Linked DNA regions of Homo sapiens: regions 2 and 3 are each linked to region 1. A link is a loop called in an ENCODE intact Hi-C map of the cell type or tissue named here. Cell type or tissue: GM12878. All regions are shown on one strand.

Evidence for each region. A loop is a pair of places that touch in the nucleus more often than their neighbours do. Peaks named below come from ENCODE experiments on the same cell type or tissue, not always from the same donor. Only the 100,000 strongest peaks of a DNase experiment are listed, where the experiment ranks them.
Region 2: a loop joins it to region 1, with 4 times the contacts of the local background. A loop is called at or near these places in 2 of 110 quality-filtered maps.
Region 3: it touches region 1 in a loop (3-fold over the local background); 3 of 110 quality-filtered maps call a loop at or near these places.

The regions. Positions count from the first base shown.
Region 1 is chr1:56,130,923-56,138,922 of GRCh38, forward strand. No RefSeq gene overlaps it. Among named protein-coding and RNA genes, the nearest start is that of LINC01755, 190 kb to the left of the region's middle. RefSeq lists enhancers at 2,362-3,561, 4,484-4,573. In GM12878, no CTCF peak of the experiment used is centred here; DNase peaks (open chromatin) are centred at 1,832, 3,189 and 4,637; H3K4me3 peaks cover 878 bases; H3K27ac peaks cover 2,338 bases.
Region 2 is chr1:56,041,400-56,049,399 of GRCh38, forward strand. All of the region lies in intron 3 of LOC105378737 (a long non-coding RNA gene), which reads left to right. Among named protein-coding and RNA genes, the nearest start is that of LINC01755, 100 kb to the left of the region's middle. In GM12878, no CTCF peak of the experiment used is centred here; no DNase peak of the experiment used is centred here.
Region 3 is chr1:56,066,862-56,074,861 of GRCh38, forward strand. All of the region lies in intron 2 of LOC105378741 (a long non-coding RNA gene), which reads right to left. LOC124904591 (a long non-coding RNA gene) reads left to right here. Exons shown (of 2, transcript XR_007067031.1): 2 at 3,439-3,654. Among named protein-coding and RNA genes, the nearest start is that of LINC01755, 130 kb to the left of the region's middle. In GM12878, a CTCF peak has its summit at 3,040; no DNase peak of the experiment used is centred here.

The sequences.
Region 1 (8,000 bases):
AAGCCTAAAAAGACTAATAAAAACTCAACAAACATTATTTTCTAGTATTATTATTATAATTGCTACCATTATCATCATCATAGGGTCATTGTTATTATTATCATTGTTATTTTTGACATAGTACATACAGTCCTTGATATTTTAGGCAGTTAATACCTTTTGTTATTATTAAAATTGATATTAAATTTAAAAATTATCTGGACTACTTAAACCAATAACCATTTTCTAAGTTTCAGGAAGTCATCTGTATATTTGAGACAAATATGACCTTGTTTTAACCACAGCTCCCTGAGATGAACAGAATAAGGGGTATTTTTCCTGTTTTTCAGAAAAAAAAATGAAAATAGAGGATAATGGAAGTAAAGGCATGTGTCTATGGTCAACTAGCTAGGTCTGGCTGGAGCCAGGATTTGAACTGTATCATTTAAATCTTAGACCAAAACAGAGGCCTCGACTGTGTCATCATCATTGAGTCTTAAAACTAACATGGAAGCAGATGTCAGAAGACCTGGATTTCAAGACAAATTCTGCCAATTCCTAATCATGTGACATTGTCCTAGATATTTAACTTATTCATGCTTTAATTTCTCAGACCATTAACTGGAGGTTGCAATAGTCAATGTCCTAGCAGGAAACTGATGGTGCACACAAATGGGATGAGTGAAGACAGGTTAATGAATAGAGTACTGCAAAGGTGTGGACAGGGTTGGGGAAAACCAACACAACATGGTGAATTATGTGGAGAAGGGGGCAGCTAGCAACAGCAGGGAGCCACTTCCACTCCTAGGCCCCAAGGTTTGAGAGTTGTACCTGGAAGGAGCTCTAGCTGGAACCTGAAGCGTAGGACCTCCTAGAAGAAGCTGTGACCTTTGGAAGAGGTGTGCAGCCAACCCAGAGTCTAACATTATGGATTTCAAAGAAATGAATACTCGGACCTCACGTTCTTTTTTTTCTCTAATTATCTGCTTGTGTTCCCCATTAACATTAACCAAACAAATAAGGAGCCGAAGACATTGGAGCCCACTGTGTTCTACAGATCAGTCCCCTGGGGCACAGAGCAGGGTAGAGAAGAGTAAGAGTAGATCCAGAGGGGAAAGGAAAATACCCAACATGAACGATAATTACTCTATCTGCTCCCCCAGAGTTATTGTGAATGTACATTGTCATTTCTCAGGTACTAAGAAAACATAAAGCATTGAGAGTGTTTCTAAAACACTCTCAATATAAACAATCTCAAGATAAGACTGTTCTTACCTTGTTAATTTTGCCATTCTATCAACCTGCAAGATAGTAATTTCCATCCTCTATTTTGCCAGTGAAGAAATACATAATTAATCTCAGAAAGGTTACTTTTCACCCAACTGATTGCTGTTCAAGTGTTAATCTCTACAGCTCTAAAATCTTTCCTCATTTTCCTATTTCAGGCCCATTTTCCTTTTTCTCTTTACATATGAACCCATCAGTTGTAGCTCTAATGAAACCTTTATTTCCAGAATCTTTGGACTTTCTGTATATCCCTTTATACCTGGCAGCACAATAGTATGTGCAGACAAGTTTTATCAGGCATTTTTGATGAGCTTTCATTCTTAAATTTACCCCTGCAGACCTCCCAAAGACAAGTGCTGAATTTGTTTTTGAAGCCCTCCCTATGGCTGGAGCTAGCCGGTCTATTTTGATACAGGGTGTGGAGGCTTCCCTGGCTGTATCACACCCACCTAGATAAGGGAGACAGGATGCCACACGACCTTCTGATATTTGCCAAAGAACAGACCAGTAGGGGAATCAAGAGAGCATGGGTGTGCCTAGTTAATCAGGCAACGCAGACTAAACAAGCCTCCACATTTCCTTCCTCTGGGTTTTAATGAAAGTTCTTTCTAACCAAGAATGAAAACAGTCATTTGTTCATTCAACATTCGCTGAGCACCTGACAGGCCTTGTGCTGGGCACAAGAGATGAAGAGACAAATGAAATACAATTCTTCTCCTCAAGGAGTTCAAAGTCAGGCAGGCAAGACAAACACATAAATAGACAATAAAAATACAAGATGGTGAGTATTCTAACAACTTTGAACAGAGGTCTAAGAAAAAGCAAGGTCCTTTGTCTGGTACTTGGAGAAGCCTCATCAAAGAGCTAACACTGGAGCTGGGTTTTAAAGGAAAAGTAGGGAATTATCAAAAACAGATAAGAATTATAGTAATAATTCTAGAAACTTATTGACTGCCTTTCATGAACTAAAACATAGGCCTTTATCATTAACTCTCACGTCAATCATATTCTAGAAACAATTAAGCTGGAGCTCAGAAAAGAAACAGCATGTCCAGATTCACAAAGGTAGGAAATGGCAGAGCTAAGTCTCATGCCAGGTTTTTCTGGCTCTAAAAACTCTTTTATTTCAATACTGCTATTCCAAATGGAGATAAGAGAGGCAGAATGATACCTTCAGGGAAAAGTGAGGTTTTGAGACTAGCTGAAACATAAAGCCCTGGGGGAAAGGGCTGGGAACAGAGGCTGGAAGATGGCAGTAAGCTCAGATATTAAAAGGCCTCACATGTGTCACCCCATTTAGATTGTTTTGTAATTATTGGGAAGCCATAATCATATTTCTAATTTATAAATGTCATTCTAACAGAAGTGAAGAGAAAAATTGGAGGCATATGGAAGACAAGGAGACCAATCAAAAAGCTGTTGTCTTCTTCCAGGCCAGAGACATTTGAGACCTGAATGAAGAATGTATTTAGTGAGCATACAGATTGCAAAATCAATATGAGTTGGAGCAATTCTGGAATGGGTCCCCCCATAAAACATGACTGTGCATTCCTAGAAAAGCTCTTTGAGATCATCTGCATTTTGTAGATGGAAAGTTGAGGCCCAGAGAGGAGACAAGGAAGTGCACAGAGAGTGTCAGCTTCAGAGCTCACTCCATCTCCTGACCCAGATGGGATCTGATGCCCTTACCTGTCTTTTTGGCAGCCTCTCATGGGAGCTATAACACAGGCCCACACCACCACATCACTGGACATTCCCGCCTGTGAGATGCAGCCGTTTCTCTTTCCCAGCAAGTCATTCTGGAATATCTCGCAGTACATGGACAAGATCCAGCCATCTAGGAAGGCTGATGGGAGGAAGCCCTAACAATGAACAAATGTGCAGGGAAAACCCCCAGTGATTCCCCAAATGAGCTGAAGCAAAGCAAACCTTCCGGACCTCATGCTTCACTGAGCAGGCAGATTGTCTGAGCAGGACCAGGTGATGAGGAAAAGCAGGATGGTATAACTTGCAATTCCTGAGACAAGCTTTGAAGCAGAAGCCCAGGTGCAGTCATTACATTACTAGGAATATCACTTACCTTCCTCTGTGTGCCAGCAGCCCATGAGGGGAAAGAAGGAGCACTGTGCAGAAGTGCCCTCTAACTAGAGACCTATAGCTTGTTTTTGGGTTTTTTTGTTTGTTTGTTTTTGTTTTGTTTTATGAGATGGAGTCTCGCTCTGTCACCCAGGCTGGAGTGCAATGATGCAATCACGTCTCACTGCAACCTCCACCTCCCGGGTTCAAGTGATTCTCCTCCCTCAGCCTCCTGAGTAGCTGGGATTACAGGTGCCCACCACCATGCCTGGCTAAGTTTTGTATTTTTAGTAGAGATGGGGTTTCGCCATGTTGGCCAGGCTGGTCTCGAACTCCTGACCTCAGGGGATCCACCTGCCTCGGCCTCCCAAAGTGCTGGGATTACAGGCATGAGCCACTGCACCCTGCCACATGTGGCTTGTTAAAGATCTTACTTTGTGTTAACAATGACCACACCAATTCCAGCATCCTGCACAGACTCATATTGACCTCCTGTGGCCACCTGTCCAGCATCCCAGGAGGCTCTGCTGGCTAGCTTGGATTTCCTCCTAGCTAACCCTTTAGCTCTCCGATCCTCAGCAGACCGAGGCCTGATATCATCCTTACCTCCCAGTTAGCTCCTCTCCTCTGAAGGGGGAAGCCAGGAGCAGGGAGAGCACAGTCTACGGGCCAATGCCGGGGCACCCCTTCCCAATTAGCCAGAGCCTCATCCCTGAAAACATCTTCAGCCTGCTGGCGAGTGCAGCCTGGTGTGATGCTATACCCATATTCCCTAGCTTGTATGGTTACCTGACTGCCAAGAGCCAGCATCCTATTGGTCTAGTGAGTCTACACCAGGTGGCCAAGTGAGTGGCAAAGAACAGAGAAAAAATATGAAGCTACAGTAAAAATGGTCCAGACAACTTTGAAGACAGACAGGAAACAGGGCATCCAGAGGACTTTCAGATGCAGGGTATAAGCACATGCAGCAGCATTATATGTATCGTCAGTGCCAGCTAATTCAGGCGAGGCAGTTTCTTCTCAAGAGGCTAAGAAAGGAAGACAATTACCTTTCTGGTGTTCTCCTCACAGCTTACCACCAAGAGCCTTCTGGGGATCTGGCATGTTGAAAATGCTCTAGCCGGTTCTACCTCCCTACCTTTGGTCATTTTCTTTTCCTGCCTGGCATCCTCTCTGACCTTTCCCTTAACTCTTATCCATAGTTAATGTTCCAGCTCATTTTACACCTTCTTTCCCACAAAGCTTTCTGCCTTAGTTTGAGTTACTCAGAAAACAAAAGCCTGAGTCAGAGACCCAGATGCTGGTCATTTACTTGAGAACAATCCCAAGAAGCAGAAGTGAGAGTGTGTGATGAGTGAAATGGGAAAGGAAAAACCAATATAAGGTATATTGTCAAGGTCGCCATTGCCAGGACCTCCTGAGAAATGTAAGGCATGCCTTCCACAATTATCCACCAGTTGTATAGGAAACTGGAGCATTTATCCATAGGCTTCTTCACTCCTTGTTCCCCTTCCCTTGTTCCTGAATGAGGGTTGCCCCCACAGTACTGTCTTAGTTTATTTAGGTTGTCCTAGAAGCAGAGCCTGAGACAAGGATTCGAGTGAAAGTCATTTAAGAGGTGATGCAAGGAAGCACCTGTAGGAGAGTGGGAACTTGATAGTGTGAAGGAAGGAAGCCAATCAAGGGTGTGAGAGCAGGCAAGTTACCACTATAGGCAGCTGGAGCTGAATCCTGCTGGGGAGCTGCCAGTGTAGAAACATGCCTCAGATTTATCCCTGCAGAGAGATTGGCTGGAGGGACTTTATCCACCACTTTCATAAGTCATCACTTGAGGTTTATGCCATGGGTTGGGGGTGGGAGTTTAATTTCCTGGCACTTCCTTCATTCCCAGCATATAGACAGAGTGGGGTCTTGCTGTCAGAGAGAGCCTGCAGGCAAAGATTTACAGCTACTCACCCATTGGAAGTAAAGTGTATAGACTTTACTCTCTACAAACTAGAAAACATAGGTGTAACATCTCCCCCAGGTTGTGCCCTCCAGCAGGCTGAAGATGCTCCCAGGGTCCTGAAGGAAGAAGCTGAAAGACAGGGACTCTGGCAGAGGGAAGTGATTCTGAACTGCCTACAACTGTAGTTGAAGTTAGAGGTGGGTGAAGGGCAAGGGCAAATGGAGCACCAAGGGTGTGTCTAACACCATCACTGACTATGCCAAGCCACACTGATTGTTTCTGTCCTTCCTCTGAGCACCCTTTTTTTAGTATCCTTAGACATGCATAGGTTGCCCTATATATACATGTAAGTTGAGCACTTGAAAGTAGAATGCAAACTTTTGGGATTAAGGCTCTGTGACTTAGCCTTTTTAGCACTTAGCAGAAAGTTTTGTATCCAACTATAACTGTCTACTTTTGCAAGAAAATTGAAGCATTCATCATGATCTCCCTCCCTCCCCTATCTATAAAGTTATCTTCATATTTATGTTATATATATGAAGTTACTTCATATATATGATGTAAGATATATATATATATATATATACACATATATATATATATATATATATATATATGAAGTTATCTTCATGTCTTACATCTGTTACTCCTATCTTGGAAATAACAAGAAAGAGGTTTCTCCTTTCGCTGATTAAGGTAAACCCATCTATCTGCTCATGTTTTCTATGCCATTGATTTCACTCCTCTTCTGGGAATCCTCACTCCTTTAGTTATCTCTTCTTGCAAATTGTCTGTGTAGCAGGTATGTGGGCCAAGTGGTGGTCCTGAAATCTGGACCATCCTACTCCATTTCTTCTTTGCTTGAAGCCTCAGAGTAGCTGAAGAAACAAACCCTTGGGATAAACTGCAGGATCTGTAGTGAGCAATCAGCTGTGGCTCTACCAGGGCAACCAAAAAACCTGCATTCCATCTAGCTTGGCAAGGGACTCCATTCTGTATGATCAATTGTGTAATATTAGACTGGGAAAGGGGGCACCTGCTTTCTCCTTCCCTTCAGTCCTGACAGGGTGAGGAAAAACAGAGCTCGTGGGATAGGAATGAAGCGTGAAAATGCCCTAGTCATGCCCAACACACGTTCTGTCCTCAGCTTCCCTCTCTAATTCCAAGGCCTGCCATTCCCTAATACCCAGCTTAGCTTTCAGAAAATAAACTGCTCCTTGTCAAAATCATTTGAATTCCTTTACAATATAGAACGTTCCTGTTGACCTCCATGGAATCTAGAAAATTAAATGCCTCAAAGATGCGGAACATGGATTGGAGAACTACAATAATATTTTTGCCATGTTTTCTGCCTCCTGAAATCCTTTTGGGAACATAGTTGGAATAAATAACCCTACATAACTTAAAAACAATTCATTCATGGCACTTCTCTTGACCCATTCTATCTTTTCCCCCTGTCTGATTCCTACTTCCCTTCTTGCCACAGGCCTTCATGTTAATGAGTTTGAAATATGTCCTTAAATATTTATGCTTACTTGTAAAATATGTAGTGTTGGCTTGGGTGTGTATATGTCTTTAACTTATATAAATCATATGGTATTATAAATTTCATTCTGTGTCTTTTGTGACTCAATGCTAGAGATTTGGGAGGTGAAATGAGGTAGTGTTTGTTTAATCTTTTTTTCATTTGAAACACATCACACATATGAAAGAGTGCATGAACTTTAAAACCCTCGTGTATGGTCATCCCTGATATCATCTCCCCCTCCACACTAGAGGAACTTTTTAAGCTAAACTTAATGTTAATCACTTTCTTTTTTGTTGTTTTGTCCATTTATTTTTCCTGGTCTCGGACTTTATGTAGTGAATCATACAGAATGTATTCCTCAATGACTTGCTTTTTTGGCTGAACTTTTTTTTAGATTTATCTATGTTGCTAGTATAGCTGTGGTTTATTCATTTTCATTGGTGTACAATGTGCTGCTATACCATACTTTATTTATCTGTCTACCACAGGTAGACATTTGGATTTGTTGCTGTTGTTGTTTTTGCTATTCTGAATAACGCTGTTTTAAACATATTGACCTTGTTTTTGTGTGCAGCTGGACAGAAATTTATCAGTGGAACATATCTAGAATTGGCTGTGCTGAGTCATAAGGAGTGTCACTCTTCTGTTCTAAGCAAGGCAAAATTACGTTCTAACGTTAGTATACTCACTCACACTCTCTCCCATGGAGTTTGATAATTTTCTTCTTCATATTCTTGGAAATAGTGACATTGTCAAACTTTTTATTGTCAACCTAGTGGTCATAAAAAGGTATTCAATGTGCATCTCCTCAATTGCCAATCAGCTTGAATATCTTCATAACTTTATGAAACACATATGTTTTCTCTTATGTAAAAGTCCTGTTTGTATTTTTTGCTTATTTGCCCTTTAAGTTTTTGATCTTTTTCTTAAGAATTTTTAGGAGAATGTGTGTGTGTGTGTGTGTGTGTGTGTGTGTGTGTGTATGTGTATTATGGATACTAATCCTTTGTCATGTATATATTACAAATATCTTCCAGCTTTGGATTTTAATTTTAGCCCTGTTTATGATATCTTTAGTAAATAGAAATCTCTAATTTTAATGGGATAGAATTGATCAATTGTGTGTGTGCTATGTTATGCATAAAAAATTATTAGCCCAGTATGGTGGTGCGTGCCTGTAAT
Region 2 (8,000 bases), 90 kb before region 1:
TTCTCTGAAGTGCTCTTCTTCTTTTGAGCACTAGCCAAAATTCCCCTTAAATATATATACTTTTTCTAGCATGGTCCTTCAAATTCTTCCAGCCTCTACCCATTACCCAGTTACAAAGCCACTTCTGCATTTTTAGGTATTTCTTACAGAAGTACCATGCTTCTTCATATGAATTTCTTCCTTAGTTCTTTTAGGCTACTATAACAAAATACCTTAAGCGGCATAATTTATAAATATAAATTTATTGCTCCCAGCCCTGGAGGCTGGGGAGTTTAAGACCAATGTGCCAGCAGATTTGGTGTCTTATGAGGGCCTGTTCTTCATAGATGGCACTTTTTATGTGTTCTCACATAGTGGAATGGTCAAGGAAGCTAGCTTCAGCCTCTTTTATAAAGGTACTAATACCATTCATGAGGCTGGGGCCCTCATAATTTAATCACTTACAAAGGGCTCCACTCCTCAATACCATCACATTGGGTACTAGGTCCCAACATATAAATTTGGGGAAGGCACCAACATTCAGCCCACAGCACACATGTTTTTTGGAAGAAATACTTTGAAAAACCATCCTAGAATTTATTTCCCACAAAATACAATGGGTCATAGGTGAGAGAAGCTTCACTCCTCCCTGGAACTCTCCAACAACACTAAGAGTGAAGAAAAGGCTTGGAAAACATAATGAAAGCAAGGTTAGGATATAGAATTATTGGACATGGTATTTTATGGTTTTGTTTTATAAGAAAATACTGGTATTTTACTAAAAAGACTAAATAGATCATATATTTGAGTCCTGATTCACAAATATTTTAAATTTGATGTTTATTAAAATGCTAATAATCCATTGGGTTTGAAAAGTAAAATGAAATTAGCAAATGCATTAACAGACAGTGATTGCAGAAAGAAGTATATTCTATAAACTATTTTCCTCTTGGATCAAAAATGTACCTACATATGGATTGGCCACATTGGATGTGCAAAAATGGGGTTTCTAGGGCCCCAGGGAAGTAATTACATCATTAACCAATTAATTATTACATGGCTACCATGTACCTGAGTTTCAAAGAAGTCAGATATGGCCCTTCCCCTCCTAGAGATGTACAATAAACATATAAACATACCCAAACAATATATTGATGCAATGACAGAAAAGAGAGGAGGCAATATAACAATATGGGTGATTGGAGTGGAGAGGATTTGGGGTAGAAAATGTAACAATCTGCTCATGATGAGATCCGCTCCTGAATGCCTTCCTTTTCTCACCACCCCAAGGATACAGGAAGCCTTGCTTTACATAGAGCCTGCTCACCAGTGGGCAGTGGGCACGGGTAATTGAAATTAAGCTAACATATTAAGCATATCACTCTTAGCTGCTCTTCATAGAAGGAACAAGATTTCATTTTTATTTTCCCAACCACCTCTCACAAAAAGTATTGTCTTCATTTTACACATAGGGGAGTTGCAAAATCACACTCTGATTCAGATATGCAAAGAAATACAACTCATTTTCTCCTTAACTCTCATGAGTTTAACTATTAATGAGTCTCTATTTACTCAGTAGTGACTTAGGGTAGTAGTTATAGGACAAAGACTATAATCCGGTCAGCTATACTTATATCCTATGCAATAATTTAAAGTCCTTTTGGGTTATTGTTTGGCTCTTGTTAGGTAAAATGTACTGAGTCTCTCATATTTTGGCCCTCTTCTCTTTATCTTCTGTATATTGGTGTTTGAGAGGCAGGCCAAAGGCAGCAGAGTAGAAAGGCAGGCCCTCAGGTCACTAGTGCCTTCTTCTGTGGAGGGGCCATTCAGAGCTGCTATTTGGGCTGGCTATTTCCACTGTTGTTGGCAACAGCCTGTATTCCTGGGCATTGACCTGTCCCCTGCTGCTAGGGCTGCAGCTGGGCAACTCAGGTCTCTCTCTCCTCTTCTCTCTCTCTGGTATCTCTCCCTCTTTCCCCCACCCTCTCATTTCCCCCAGCCTCTCAGCTTTATGAGGGCCTGGGATGCTTACTAATTCAGTCTTCTCTCTGACCTCTCAAGTGCCACAGATACATCACCTCCAGTCTCTGCCCTGGTCTCTGTCCTGTACCTGGCTCTCACCCCTTGCTGGAGGGTCCTATGGAAAGTTTACTGCTTCTCAACTCAATGGCTTTCCATGCCTCCTCAGAGTCATGTGGGAAATTTGGGGCACCTCATCACAGAAAATAGAAGTGGCTTTGAAAAGCCAAATTCTGTTTCTCCCTCTGCCTCTCTACTCGTCTGAGTTTGCTTTGCACCTTTTTTCAGAGTGCCAAATAGAAAGCCAAGAAGAATGACTCCTTCCCCAACATCACTCACCTAACACCTACCAGCCTTCCCCATGCTGGGCTGAGGCACAGAGGGAAGTCAGGGCACACTCCATTTGCCTCTCCTATCTCCTTCTCAGTTCTGCTTCCCAGAAACTCTGGAGCCAGAAGAGATGAACTTTCAGGGTTCTTACTTCCTAAACATACATGCTTCTCCCTCAAGGCAGTAAGCTTCCAGACCCAGCTGCCACAGGTGGAAGGAGTAATCATTTTACAATTATAGAAGAAACTCAGTGATCCAAGTTGTTCAGGTTTGTTTCTTAATATGATATGGGAACTTAGAAAATCTCTGTGGTTGCTGAACCAATACCCCCATTTTCCTTACTATAGATCCCCATTTTATTTAGAGCCACAGTGTGCCCATTTCAAAGTGTTCTCCTTCTCCCTGACTCACAGGTTACTAGAGCTGCTCGCGTGACCCAGTCCTTGCCAAGGAGATATGAGTGGAAGTTGCTGAATAGGGTTTTCCTTTTTAGAAAGACACAGACTTGGTTGGTGTTCATTTTTTGGTTTATGCCCTTTTCCTTTCCCCTTACTTCTGCCAAGTATATAGGCACAATGCCTAGTGTTGCGGTAACCACTTGCAAGCACTAAGGATAGTGACAGGGAAAGCTAAAAGGAATCTAGGTCTGTATCAATCATGGTCCCACCATAAGCAAAACCAGTGGGAGATGAGTGATAGATAGATAGATAGATAGATAGATAGATAGATAGATAGATAGATATACAGATAGATAGATATACAGATGACAGATAGATAGATAGATAGATAGATAGATAGACAGATAGACAGGCAGATTTATTGCAAGAGACTGGCTTATACAATTGTGGGGGCTGTCTAGGCAAGTCTGAAATCTGTAGGGCAGGCCATCAGGAAGGGCAGGCTGGAACTCAGGGGCACAGGATAAAACTGTAGTCCATAGGTGGAATGAGGCTTCTTCAGCAAAGCATCAGTTCTGCTCTTAAGACCTTTAGATGGTTTAAAACAATCCCACCCAGCTTATCTAGGATAATTTCCTTCCTTAAAGTGAATTCAATCATATCTACAAATTACCTTCACAGCAACCTGGATTAGTGTTTGATTGAATAACTGGGCACTCTTGCCTAGCCAGCGTGACACACAAAATTGACCACCACAGGGTCCCAATAGCATCGAGTTGCCACCACAGTAGCTCTGGACTACCTGCCTTTGTCTTTGTAGTCCAGAGCTACGTGGTGCTCTGTTTGTTTTCCAGAGAAAAACAAATGCTATTAAGATGTAGTAGCCAGGTTTCCATTACATACAACCAAATGCAAATCCTAATTAATATATTATTTTGCTCAGCTTTAAGCCCTTAACTTATAGATTCAAACAAATATCTAATTTTAGAGTCAAAACGAACAATAGGTCTGTTCTTGTAGGAGGGTGTTGTGCTTCTCCCCAAGCTCTGAAATTCATTGCTTCAAAGGGTAAGAAGGCCCACAGGCAATAAGATTTATGAAATATGAAAATGCAACCGAAAATGTTTAACAAAAAAAATCGTTTTAAATGCTACATATGTACAAAATTAGTAATTTGATCAAGATTGGAATCCAGAACTGTCTGAAACTGAAACCTGTCCCCTTTTCTCCTATGCCAAGATATGAGCAAAACTCTCTGCTTGGCTGTCTATAGGAAAGAGAACCATCAACAAAGGTGAATTTGTTTAAAGCTGCATATTCATAAGAATTATCATCATAAAAACTGCCAGAAATATTTTTTAAATCAGATTTATTCAATATTAATTCATTCTCACTAGTGCTATTGAAACTGAAATTTCAGCTTCTATATCTTAGGCTGGTCTATGGCTGTGTGAGAAACAAGAGAAAGAAAATTAAAGCTGACCACTTCTCAATGTGAGCTGTCCAAAACCACAAAGAGGTACTTTGAGTAAGTGGGACAGGACAGGGGCAAGTGGGTCAGCCAGTGCTTCAGTGTCTACTTGTTCTTGTCCAGTGAGCGTGTCAAGATGGGGCTATTAATTTGTAAGTGTCAACTTGATTTTCAAAACTTTGGTGCTGATCTGTTAAGACAGCATGCACCTTCCTTCCCTTCAAAGACCCCTGATGATAAAGACTCCTTGTGTTTCTCTGGAGTCTTAGGAGATCTTCCCTTTCTTTGCTCCTTCAGTGCCACAAACATTTAGCAGGTAGACATGGTCAAATAAAGATTTTGATCTTCATTTTATGTAAGAGGAAGCAGCTTTAAAGACGAGAAGCTTTAAAGACAAATTGAATTTATGTGGCAAGCAAACCACATCACCTTCCATGATCCCTGAGGAAGAAATAGAGGAAAAATCAGCACCTTAAAATACTTAGGAAAATCTCTTAAAAATTGAATAAAATTTGGGCCAGAATGTCTTACTTATGACAAGAGACCAAGAAGTGCAGAAGAGCATGGACCTCTACCTCTTTTCTAACTGGAGGACTAAGATTCACAAAATCTGCCCAGAGCAGTGCACTATCCCGTATTTCAAATATTGTTTTCTTTAATTTGCCGCAGCTTCTACATCAGAACTTGCTGTTTCACCTTGCACTTTTATAGAGATGGCTTCTTTCCTTCTTTCTTGTGGGGTTATTAGAGATGGTTTGAGGAGGCTGCATTTGTCCACTTGCTTATTATTTGTTAAATGCCATTAAGTTCATTTCTGAATTGTTTTAAGGCCATGTGTATATTCAGACTCCATCACTTCTTGGGCCAAGTTGGGAGTGTGGTAAGTACCAACTGAATCACTAATGAGATCCCCTGTGGTTGGTCATGAATAGTGGGAAGAAGAATAAAAATTCACCCTTTTCTTAGACTAAAATAAAACTAGACCTACTTCAAACAGTTAAAAATAAAAACATATCTTACCATGGTGTGTCCTTCTGATTATGTCTTAAAGTAGATAATAATTACCAGCATTTGCATAGCACCTTACAAATTATGGAGTACTTTCAGAGCCACAATTTCAATCAATATAATTGAGAATCTGACCTTCTGAGGGGGTCAAGAAAAACTTCTTTGAAGCAGCAACTTTTGAGCTTGGCCCTGAAGCTAAAACCCATTCCCTTTCTGCTATACCAAGATATTAGCAAAAGTCTCCATTTGGCTGCCTATAGGAGAGGAATCATCAAACATGGGTTTGTTTAAAACCCATTTCATAAGAGTAATCACATAAAAACTTCCAGTAATATTTATTTAAATTAGATTTATTTACTATTTATTTGCTTTCCCATCTCCATTGAAATTAAAATCTCAGCCTATATAGCTTCATCAGAGTGACAATTATAGGCTAGTCTATGGCTGTGTGAAAAGCAAAAGCTGAAACAAATAAGCAAAAAAAAAGAAAGTATATGTTTTGAAAGAGCAAGAATATGGTGTCTAGGGTGATGAGGGGAGACTCCAGAGGGAGTTTAGCCTGATTTTGAGGATATAATAGGCACAGTAGATGCTTTGAGAATATATACAAGCATACCTCAGATATATTGTAGATTCAATATTGAAGTAAATACTTCAATAAAATGGGGAATCACATGGATTTTTGGGTTTCCTAGTGCAGATAAGAGTTAGGTTTATACTATATCATGGTCAATTAAGTGTACAATAATATCATGTGTAAAACAACAATGTACATATCTTACTTTAAAAATACTTTATTTCCAAAAACTGCTAACCATCATCTGAGCCTTCAGCGAGTCATAATCATTTTGCTGTTGGAGAATCTTGCCTTGATGTTGATGGCTTCTGACTAATCAAGGTGGTAGTTGATGAAGGTTGGGGTGGCTGTGGCAACCTCTTAAAATAAGACAACAATGAAGTTTGCTGCTGCAAAAGATTTCTCTGTAGCATGCAATGCTGTTTGATAGCATTTTACCCACACTAGACCTTCTTTAAAAATTGAAGTCAACCCTCTCAAACTCTTAACTAAGTTTATGTAATATTCTAAATCATTTGTTGTCATTTCAACAATGTTCACAGCATCTTCACCAGGAGTAAATTCCATCTTAAGAAAACACTTTCTTTGCCCATCCATAAGAAGCAACTCCTTGTCCATTCAAGTTTTACCAGGAGATTACATTAATTCAGTAACATCTTCAGGCCTTCACTTCTAATTCTTGTGATCTTTCTATTTTCACCATGTCTGCAGTTAATTTCTTCATGGAAGTCTTGAACCCCTCAAAGTCATCCATGAGGATTGGAGTGAATTTCTTCAAAACTCCTGTTAATGATGATATGTTGACTTCCTCTCATGAATCATGAATGTTCTTAATGGAATCTAGAATGACAAATCCATCCCAGAAGGTTTTCAATGGACTTTTCCCAGATCCAACAGAGGAATCACTATCTATGGAAGCTATCAACTTATGAAATTTATTTATTAAATAAGAAGACTTGAAAGTCAAAATTACTCCTTGATCCTTGGACTTCAGAATGGATGTTGTGTTAGCAGGCATGAAAGCAACTTTAATCTCCTTGTACATTTATATATATATATATAATATATATATTTATTATATTTTAAGTTCAAGGGTACATGTGCACAATGTGCAGGTTTGTTACATATGTATACACGTGCCATGTTGGTGTGCTGCACCCATTAACTCGTCATTTACATTAGGTATATCTCCTAATGCTATCCCTCCCCCCTCCCCCCACCCCACAACAGGCCCCAGTGTGTGATGTCCCCCTTCCTGTGTCCAAGTGTTCTCATTGTTCAATTCCCACCTATGAGTGAGAACATGTGGTGTTTGGTTTTTTGTCCTTGCGATAGTTTGCTGAAAATGATGGTTTCCAGCTTCATCCATGTCCCTACAAAGGACATGAACTCATCATTTTTTATGGCTGCATAGTATTCCATGGTGTATACGTGCCACATTTTCTTAATCCAGTCTATCATTGTTGGACATTTGGGTTGGTTCCAAGTCTTTGCTATTGTGAGTAGTGCCTCAATAAACATATGTGTCCAGGTGTCTTTATAGCAGCCTGATTTATATTCCTTTGGGTATATACCCAGTAATGGGATGGCTGGGTCAAATGGTATTTCTAATTCTAGATCCCTGAGGAATTGCCACACTGTGTTCCACAATGGTTGAACCAGTTTACAGTCCCACCAACAGTGTAAAAGTGTTCCTATTTCTCCACATCCGCTCCAGCACCTGTTGGTTCCTGACTTTTAAATGATCGCCATTCTAACTGGTGTGAGATGATATCTCATTGTGGTTTTCATTTGCATTTCTCTGATGGCCAGTGATGATGAGCATTTTTTTCATGTGTCTGTTGGCTGCATAAATGTCTTCTTTTGAGAAGTGTCGTTCATATCCTTCGCCCACTTGTTGATGGAGTTGTTTTTTTCTTGTAAATTTGTTTGAGTTCTTTGTAGATTCTGGATATTAGCCCTTTGTCAGATGAGTAGATTGCAAAAATTTTCTCCTATTCTGTAGGTTGCCTGTTCACTCTGATGGTAGTTTCTTTTGTTGTGCAGAAGCTCTTTAGTTTAACTAGATCCCATTTGTCAATTTTGGCTTTTGTTGCCATTGCTTTTGGTGTTTTAGACATGAAGTCCTTACCCATGCCTATGTCCTGAATGGTATTGCCTAGGTTTTCTTCTAGGGTTTTTACAGTTTTAGGTCTAAATTTTAAGTCTTTAATCCATC
Region 3 (8,000 bases), 64 kb before region 1:
TTGCATCTGTCTCTCCAACTAGACTGTAGGGTTCACTGGAGTCATGAACCATATTCTAATCATCTTTATATCCTCAGCACTTAGTACAATAACTGCTCGTAGCTGCTCCACCAATGTTTATGGAGCTGAGCTCATTCTGCTTGCAAACGTCATTATTTGTTGTTTCTTAATTTCCACAAAGAAGAAGGAGAAAAGGAAAAAGGAGAAGGAAAAGAGGAGAAAGAAAAGAGCTGGAGAAGACCTTAACCATTAGCACGAGTCTATGGACCAAAGGCATGAAATATCACTCCCTTTATCCTGCCCCTTCCTGCTTCTTAGCAAGAATGATTGTATTCAATTTCTCCCTTCTCTGTCTTTCCTTTTGTAGTCTCTCTCCTTGAATCCCATGAAGAAAACATAAGCAATTTGGCAGTACACAGTTAGAAAATCCCAATCTCATCTCACCTCTTTGTTTTATAAATGAGGAAACTGAGTCTCAAGACATCATCATGAGCCCACTTCTACATTTACTTGTCATTCTCTCTACCCATTTAATCATTGTTTCTAAGCTCACTCTTACCCTTCACCCATGAAGAGCTCATTCCCACCTCTCACCTTCACCCTTAGCTCCATTCCATCCACAACGAGGAATGTTGATCTAGATCTTGACAGTCTAAATTATTGTGTTCGACACACTCATAAAGCTTTCAGAAAGGTCAAAATGTGAAATGCTTATGATTCTGATACTTGCTGGATTATATGTCTTTTCCCTTGCATGTTGTAAGTCCGATCCAAAGAGAACTTGTCTTCCCATCACACTCTGACTGAGGTGATCAAAATCAGTTTACAAGAAACATATACTTTCCAATAATGATAAAAGATTAGCAAGAGAGTCATTTTTGTTGAACTCTGCTAAGCAGTCTGCTCTCAGCTAGATGTTTTGCATCTAGGATCTCATTTCATTACCAGAAAAACTGCAAGACAAATTTATCCCATTTTATAGATGAGAAAGCTGAGGTTTAAAATGTTATAGTTAGTATGTAGATGAGCCCTAGATTCAAACCCAGTTCTCTGGTTTCAAAGCATACATTTTCCCTGCTATTCAATGAAGACATTTATGATAGGTCATTGGATGGGGTCTAAAAAGAAAAAACAAAACTAAACTAAACCCCCCAAAATGAAGACATTTAATTGAAGGAAAAAGTCCTGTTTAGAGGCAGCATCTAATCTCTTCACCTCTTTCTTAAAGCTGTCTTCTTCCCCTCCTCTACCCCTCCAAGATGTCTCTAGAAAAGGTTGATTGCTATTCAGGGTGGTAGGATGCCCCAGACCACAGAGGCATAGAGCAGAAGTCAGGCATCAGAAATTAGGAGGGTGGTCGAGGAATAAGATCCAGGAATATGGGAAGGAGTTGTAAGAATATCGAATCCAGCTCATTCTGTAAATGTAGCGTGTTTTCTTCCCACCCCCCAGCAGTCAGGAAAGCCTTTAATGGGCTTCCACCTAGCACTTCAGCTGTTGCCCAGCAGCATCTTAAAGGCACCACTAAACACTTGCCATGGTGCTCTCATCAGGCTTTGAAGGATTGCCCTGTGGGCTCCACAATTGTTATTGAAGCTGCAAGAACTCAGTTACTTCCTGGAAATTGCAGGTTCAGCCATAGCGAAGTAACCATTTTAGCCAAACCAAATAAATTCAGAAACAGTACTCCCACTAACCCCAAACAGCATTCTCACTAACCCGAAACTCTCCCGGCTTTAAAGCAGAGAATAGAGACTCAGCAAGGCCACTTTATAATTTCTCAGATACTTTCTTTTCAAGTCCAGACTCATGCTCAATTTTTATTCTTTGATTTTACTTTTTCAGAGCAATAAATTAGTAGTTTTAAATTAGTGGTTCATTCTAAGACTAGAGGGCAGAGTTCAACAATGATTCAGCAGAGAGGGTTATTCCAACAACTTGGCACAAGGAGTATTGTACCAGGTGACTTCTCATTCATTTCTTCATTTATCCTCACAACAGCCAATTGGGTACAATTTCCCTCTCATATTTTAGATGAGAGTTTAATTACACCACCCAATGTCATACAACTGAGAAGATGCTGTGTAGAATTCAACTTTTATTCATATCACTAATTCACAACAACATCTCAACCTAAAGAAGAAGAACTACACAACAGTGGCCAGTTTCAGGACGTAACAAAATGCCTGTCATTGGCACTGAGATATGAAACAGCAGAGGATGCATGAATCAGTGCACTTTAAATAAGAAATTTAGGGGTGAGTAATAGGAGAGAGATCTGGACAGGAAGTCAGGGCCAGATCATTAAAAGCCATACTAAGGCAAATTGGGCACTAGGCAGTGAAGGAATATTTGAATAGATTTAAGTAATTAGTTCATAATTTTTCAATGAATATTTTGTGTAATACCAACTATATGTTAAGTCCTAGGGACAAAACTATAAACAAAACAGGTGTTTCCTGCCTTCACTGGATCCACAGTCCAAGAGAAATGAGTGTCATTTCCATGTAGTGTGAAAAATGCTCTGATGGGGGATGAATGGGGTCTTGGAAGAGTATTAGGAGGAGTAAGGAAGGGACAGATTCCCAAGGGAAGTCATGCCTAAGCCAAGATTTGATGGAGGGTGAGTGTGGGGAAGGAGGTAGTGAAGGAGATTGTTACAGGCAGTGGAAAGAGCAGGAGCAAGGCCAGAGATGAAAGTATGGTGCTTTAGAATAATAGGACTTTGGGAGAGGGCTGGTGGGCTTGATGAGAGATGGAGCTGGAAGGGTAGCAGGGGCTATATCAAGAAGCCAGGGAGTGTTATCAGCAGTTTTTGTTTTAGAAAATCACTGTGAGTGTAGTGACAGCTGGATACGAAAAAACCATGAAAACAAACTTAAGATTCTCCATCTTTGAAAATACCATGAGTATATGGTTCAATAAATTGATGGAACCTCAGGAAGCAAATTTTGTCATTGCTCCCTATCAGTTAGGATGCTTTCAGCTGCACGCAATAGAAACTCAGACTGGCTTAAAGAATAAGGAAATGCAATAGCTCTAGGAGGAGCTCTAGGAACTCAGAAGGCATAGCACAATCAGTGGCTCAATAGTATAATCAAGCATTTTGGCTTTTTCCATCTCTGCATTCAGCCATCCAAAACACTGGCCTCATCCTAAAGCTGGTCCCCCTTGAGAATGTAACATGGATGCCAATATCAATTGGGACTAGATGCTTCTTTGTTGTCATCACTGAGAAAGAGAAGGAAAAGTATTTTCCTCAATAATGGAATATAAGTCTTTTCCTTTATCTTTATTACAGGTCACTACTAAATCACTGACCATGGGGGAAATGTCACTTGTTTATTGGCTTAGATTAATTGAGATTTATCTTTAGAACTAGGAATGGTATCAATCTTTCCTGTGTCTCCTTCCTAACACTACCATGGTTTTCTTCAGGCATCCATGTCCTCCAGGATATAAAGGAAGAAGTTGAGGGATGGATGCAGAGTATACTATTCTCCACCATTACAAATTGGGCACCTTTGCTTTTGAATGAGTGACCACAGCCCTGGAAACTTGTATGCTTTGCTAATTGAGGGCAGATGAGCCTCAGGTCAATCCCCCATCAATTATCCACTCAACAACAATAAAATGCTAACTTGTATGCCCTAACCCAGTTTGTTTAATTATTTGGAAGTGATTTTGTATCTAAACAACCCACACACTGGACATAAGCAATCCTGGATAAAATAGAAGTTTATTAAACTCATCTTCATATTTACATAAATTATTTTTTAAAAAGACACCATCTAGGCCAAGACCAGTTTTATTTTTCCCTTCAAAGAATAATGTTGAGGATCAATTTCTCCAGCTTAACATCACCAGCCTTGGCAGCAGCTCATATTTGGAATATAAATGATGTCATCTGGTTGGCCTTTTCCCATCACAAACAGTAAATCTCTAAATCTGGAGAGATCTTTTATTTGGTTACACATATTGTACAGCATCAAGGGGTTAGAACACATGTGCTAGAGATTATTAAAATCATCTGGAGGAGAATGGCTTATTATTGGAAAGCCCAGAACTTATGACCCTTTCATGCCTGGTGTCTCCATCAACTCTTCTTTCGCTCCTACCTTTTCAAAGAAATAATTGTGGCCGATTGGCCCATGATTATTTGCATACTAAGGTTTTTCTGGTGCACCATGCCTCTTCTCTGGAAAAAGATATCCCTAGCAGAGTATAGAGAAAGGGGAACAGGATTAGGAATCAGAAAGCCAGTCACAGCAACATGCCAAAATATGACTTTGGGTAACACATTTGAACTCTACTAATTTCACTCTCTCATCTATAAAATGAAAATAATAATAACCAGCCTCACAGGAATTTTTTAGATAGATAGTTTTTTAAAAAGTCATTGAATATCTGTTTATCACTGTATAATTTGCTAAAATCTTTCAATTACATTAGCATTAGTCTTACCTAGCACAAGAAAGACACTCAACAGATATTTGTTGAATAGCATGTAAATTGGTGATATTATAGTTTGATGGATTCTGAGTCGTTAAGGTATCTATCACACCTCTGAACTTAGTTTTCTTTATTTATAATGTGTATTCAACTGTATCTCTTTTTAGGGTTGTTGTAAGAGATAAAGAAAATAACATACATGAAGTATCAGTTTCGGGCACTTTGGTGTGTACTTGAGAAAGAGGTTTCCTTTTCTCTGATCGCTTCTTCTTTCAGAGCTTCATTCTTCTCATTCAACAGAATTGGTCATAATTATAACATTCTACTTGTTGAGGAGATAGCTGTGGGGCAAAGAGAACAGGGGGGCCAAGCTTTGGTCCTAATTTTCCATCTTCCCAGTTGTGTGAACTTTGACAATTTGGGGGAGTCTGTTTCCCCATTTGAAAAATAAGGAGCTTGTCTAGATCTGAAGTTCCCAAATTTTTGAAGTTTATAGAGCAAACAAACAAATAAACAAACAACAACAACAACAACAACAAAAGACCAGTACCAACCAGGAGCCTAACATAACATGGTCAATTTTTTGATCTGAGAAATAGATTTTTGAAAAATAACTGTCACTTACCATTACAATCATTTCAAATTAAAGGACAAGGAACTCCAAAAAAGAAAAAAAAGAAAAATTATGAAATATAAGACATGACTCTAAAATGATTACATTAACCTCATGGGGAAAGATGCTGAATCGTCTTATTGTCCTTATTTTTTTCTCATTTTTCCACAGACCTGTGAAAACTTGTTGTGGACCAACATGGGTCTTCAGAGTAGTACTTGGGAACCTGTACTGTTCTGTATTGTGGACCAACATGGGTCTTCAGAGTAGCACTTGGGAACCACTGGGATGCATGACATGGAAGGGCTCTTCTAGCACTATGTCCTGTGATTCTATCATAATTCCACCATGGTGAAAAGCTGGGATACTTAAACAACAGTTTGTTTAGGTGAAATCAGTAAAACAATGATCTGATTCAGCTAAGAAGCTGATCCCTGAAGTCATTTTGCTGAACTGAATGACTCTAGATCTTGATAGGAAGTATAATTTAGTCAAAACAATCTAAATTGTTATGTGTGGATTGACACATATGAGTTGTTCCCGCAGGTCTTCAAAATACTTCCTTGCCCCTAATGAGGCTGACTCAGGCTTTGTTCCCCACCAACTATAAATTGATAAGTATCACACTTGTACCTACCTACATCAAAATGAGAGAGATATGTGAGTGAGCCAAACATATCCAAAGCATTCCTAATTCAGGCACTATGTGCTCACCCTGAGGTTAGCTTCTCTGACACCTTCCACTCTCTAATCTTGAGCCAAAATATGTCTCTACACTCTACTGTGGTGATCTCAAAGTCCCTGTATGAATGCCTCATATTTTATCACCAAAATTCTAAATAGAGACTCTCTGTTTCATGGTTAGCACTCATTTCTACCAAGCTTGATCATCTGAGGTGGACCAAATTAGAAATAGGCAAGCAAAATAGAGGTAGGAGAAGCTATTAATACAGGTCAGGAAGAGATTAGTTTTGGCTGGGTGCTGTGGCTCACAGCTGTAATCCTAGCATTTTGGGAAGCTGAGGTGGGCGGATCACTTGAGGTCAGGAGTTTGAGACCAGCCTGGCCAACATGGTGAATTTCCATCTCAACTAAAAATAGAAAAATCAGCTGGGCATAGTGGAAGGCACCTGTAATCTCAGCTACTTGGCAGGCTGAGGCAGGAGAATCACTTGAACCCAGGAGGCAGAAGTTGCAGTGAGCTGAGATTGCACCACTGCACTCCATCCTGGGCAACAGAGTGAGACTCCATCTCAAAAATAAATAAATAAACAAATATAGACAGGTCAGGAGTTGTGGGTTGTGGCTTTGCTTGACTTCACAGAAGAAAGAGAGAAAAATCAAACAGAACTAACTGTAAGCTACTGAGGACAATAATAGATGTTCATATCTTTGGTTCTAAGTCATCAAGAAAAGTTTAAACTATGTACAAGAACCTTCTCAAGGAAGCAGATAATTCATTGAGATAGATGCTTGGGGGTGAGGGCAAACCTCAGCTATCAGGAAATTCATCTCAAGTTAGCAAACGTGAATTCTCCTGTGATCCTAGGGTAATGAAGTAGTAACAGCAATAGAAACAACCATAATAATGGCTGGCTACTGCATTGTACTCTGCCTCTTAGGAGTACTTCCATTTTCTCATTTAATATTCAGATCAACCCCATGAGGAACAAATAATAATTTTTATTATCCACTCATTTCTCCAAGTGAGGAAATCAAAGCTCAGCTTGGTTAAGTAGCTTGCCAAGACAGCAGAGCTAGTCAGTGGCAGAGTAAGAATGCAAACCCTAGTCTTCTAACTTGAAGCCCAGTGCATTTCCCACCCTCTGATCTTCTCTCATCCTTATAAATAGCCATAAGACTAAGTAGTTCAAAAATATCTTCTTTCTGGTTCTCAGGCCCATTACAAATGCCACTTGCCCTGGGTAGGAAAATAAAGCCCAAGCTCTTTGCTGGACTATGTGCTAAGTCCTTGGCGCCCAGAAATAACCTCCTGGAGACTATGGGCCTTATATTTACCGCAAAGCAGTGGGTAAATAACTAGTTGGTGTTTTAGTGTTTTGTGGTCACTTAATCTGTTGTGTTGCTTCCCAAGACTCTGAAGGTTTCCTTTTTCAGTTAATTCTTATTTACGTTTCTGAGGTCTGTGTTGTTTTGGGTTTGGTTCATTGGATGTTTTTCTTGGAATGTGTTGCCATTGGCTTCAGGATGTTCCTGCTCTGCTATTTCATGGAATTTTCCCCGAGTGTGGATTGCTATGTATTTCTTCGGGGCAGTGAGCCAAGGCAGTGCTGGTATGTAATCTGTTCCTCTGGCCAGAAGACTTCTTGTCACCCATCCACATGGTGCTTGGTTGTATTTCTCCACTGATAATTCCCCTCCATCTGTTAATGTGCAGGAACCTTGGACTTCAGCCATCTTGTGTGTTGTGCGTTATTGGCTCTGGATAAGACAAGGCCAGTTGCTTCTGATAGAGATTGTGTCAACTGATTCTACCAGTTTGTTCTATCAGCCCAGGGTTGGGGAAGGAGATAGATGCCAAGTGTCATAGAAAGAGTGGAGAAGGCTCACAGGGTTAATGCTATAGACAAAGCAAGAATTTGTGATTGAAAACGTCCAGCCCTTCACACAGCCCTATGCCCCAGTAGGAGAAGAGCCAGGAATGCCAGGTGCATTGAAAACACCACACTCTCCCATGGCTCTCAGCGAGCCTTTCTTCCTTTGTCTTTGACAATCCAATACAAAGTATGTGCCAAAGAAAAATAAGAATTTGTTCCATATCAGAAAGTTTCGTTCTTTGGATATTTTCTTTGTGGGTAAAAATAAAATATTAGAAAGGTCAAATAGTGTTTGTTCAATAAAATGGTATGCTTCCCAAGGCTTTCAGCCTAATTAAGATACAAAGCACACATTGAGGCAGAAAGTTGCCCTCGAT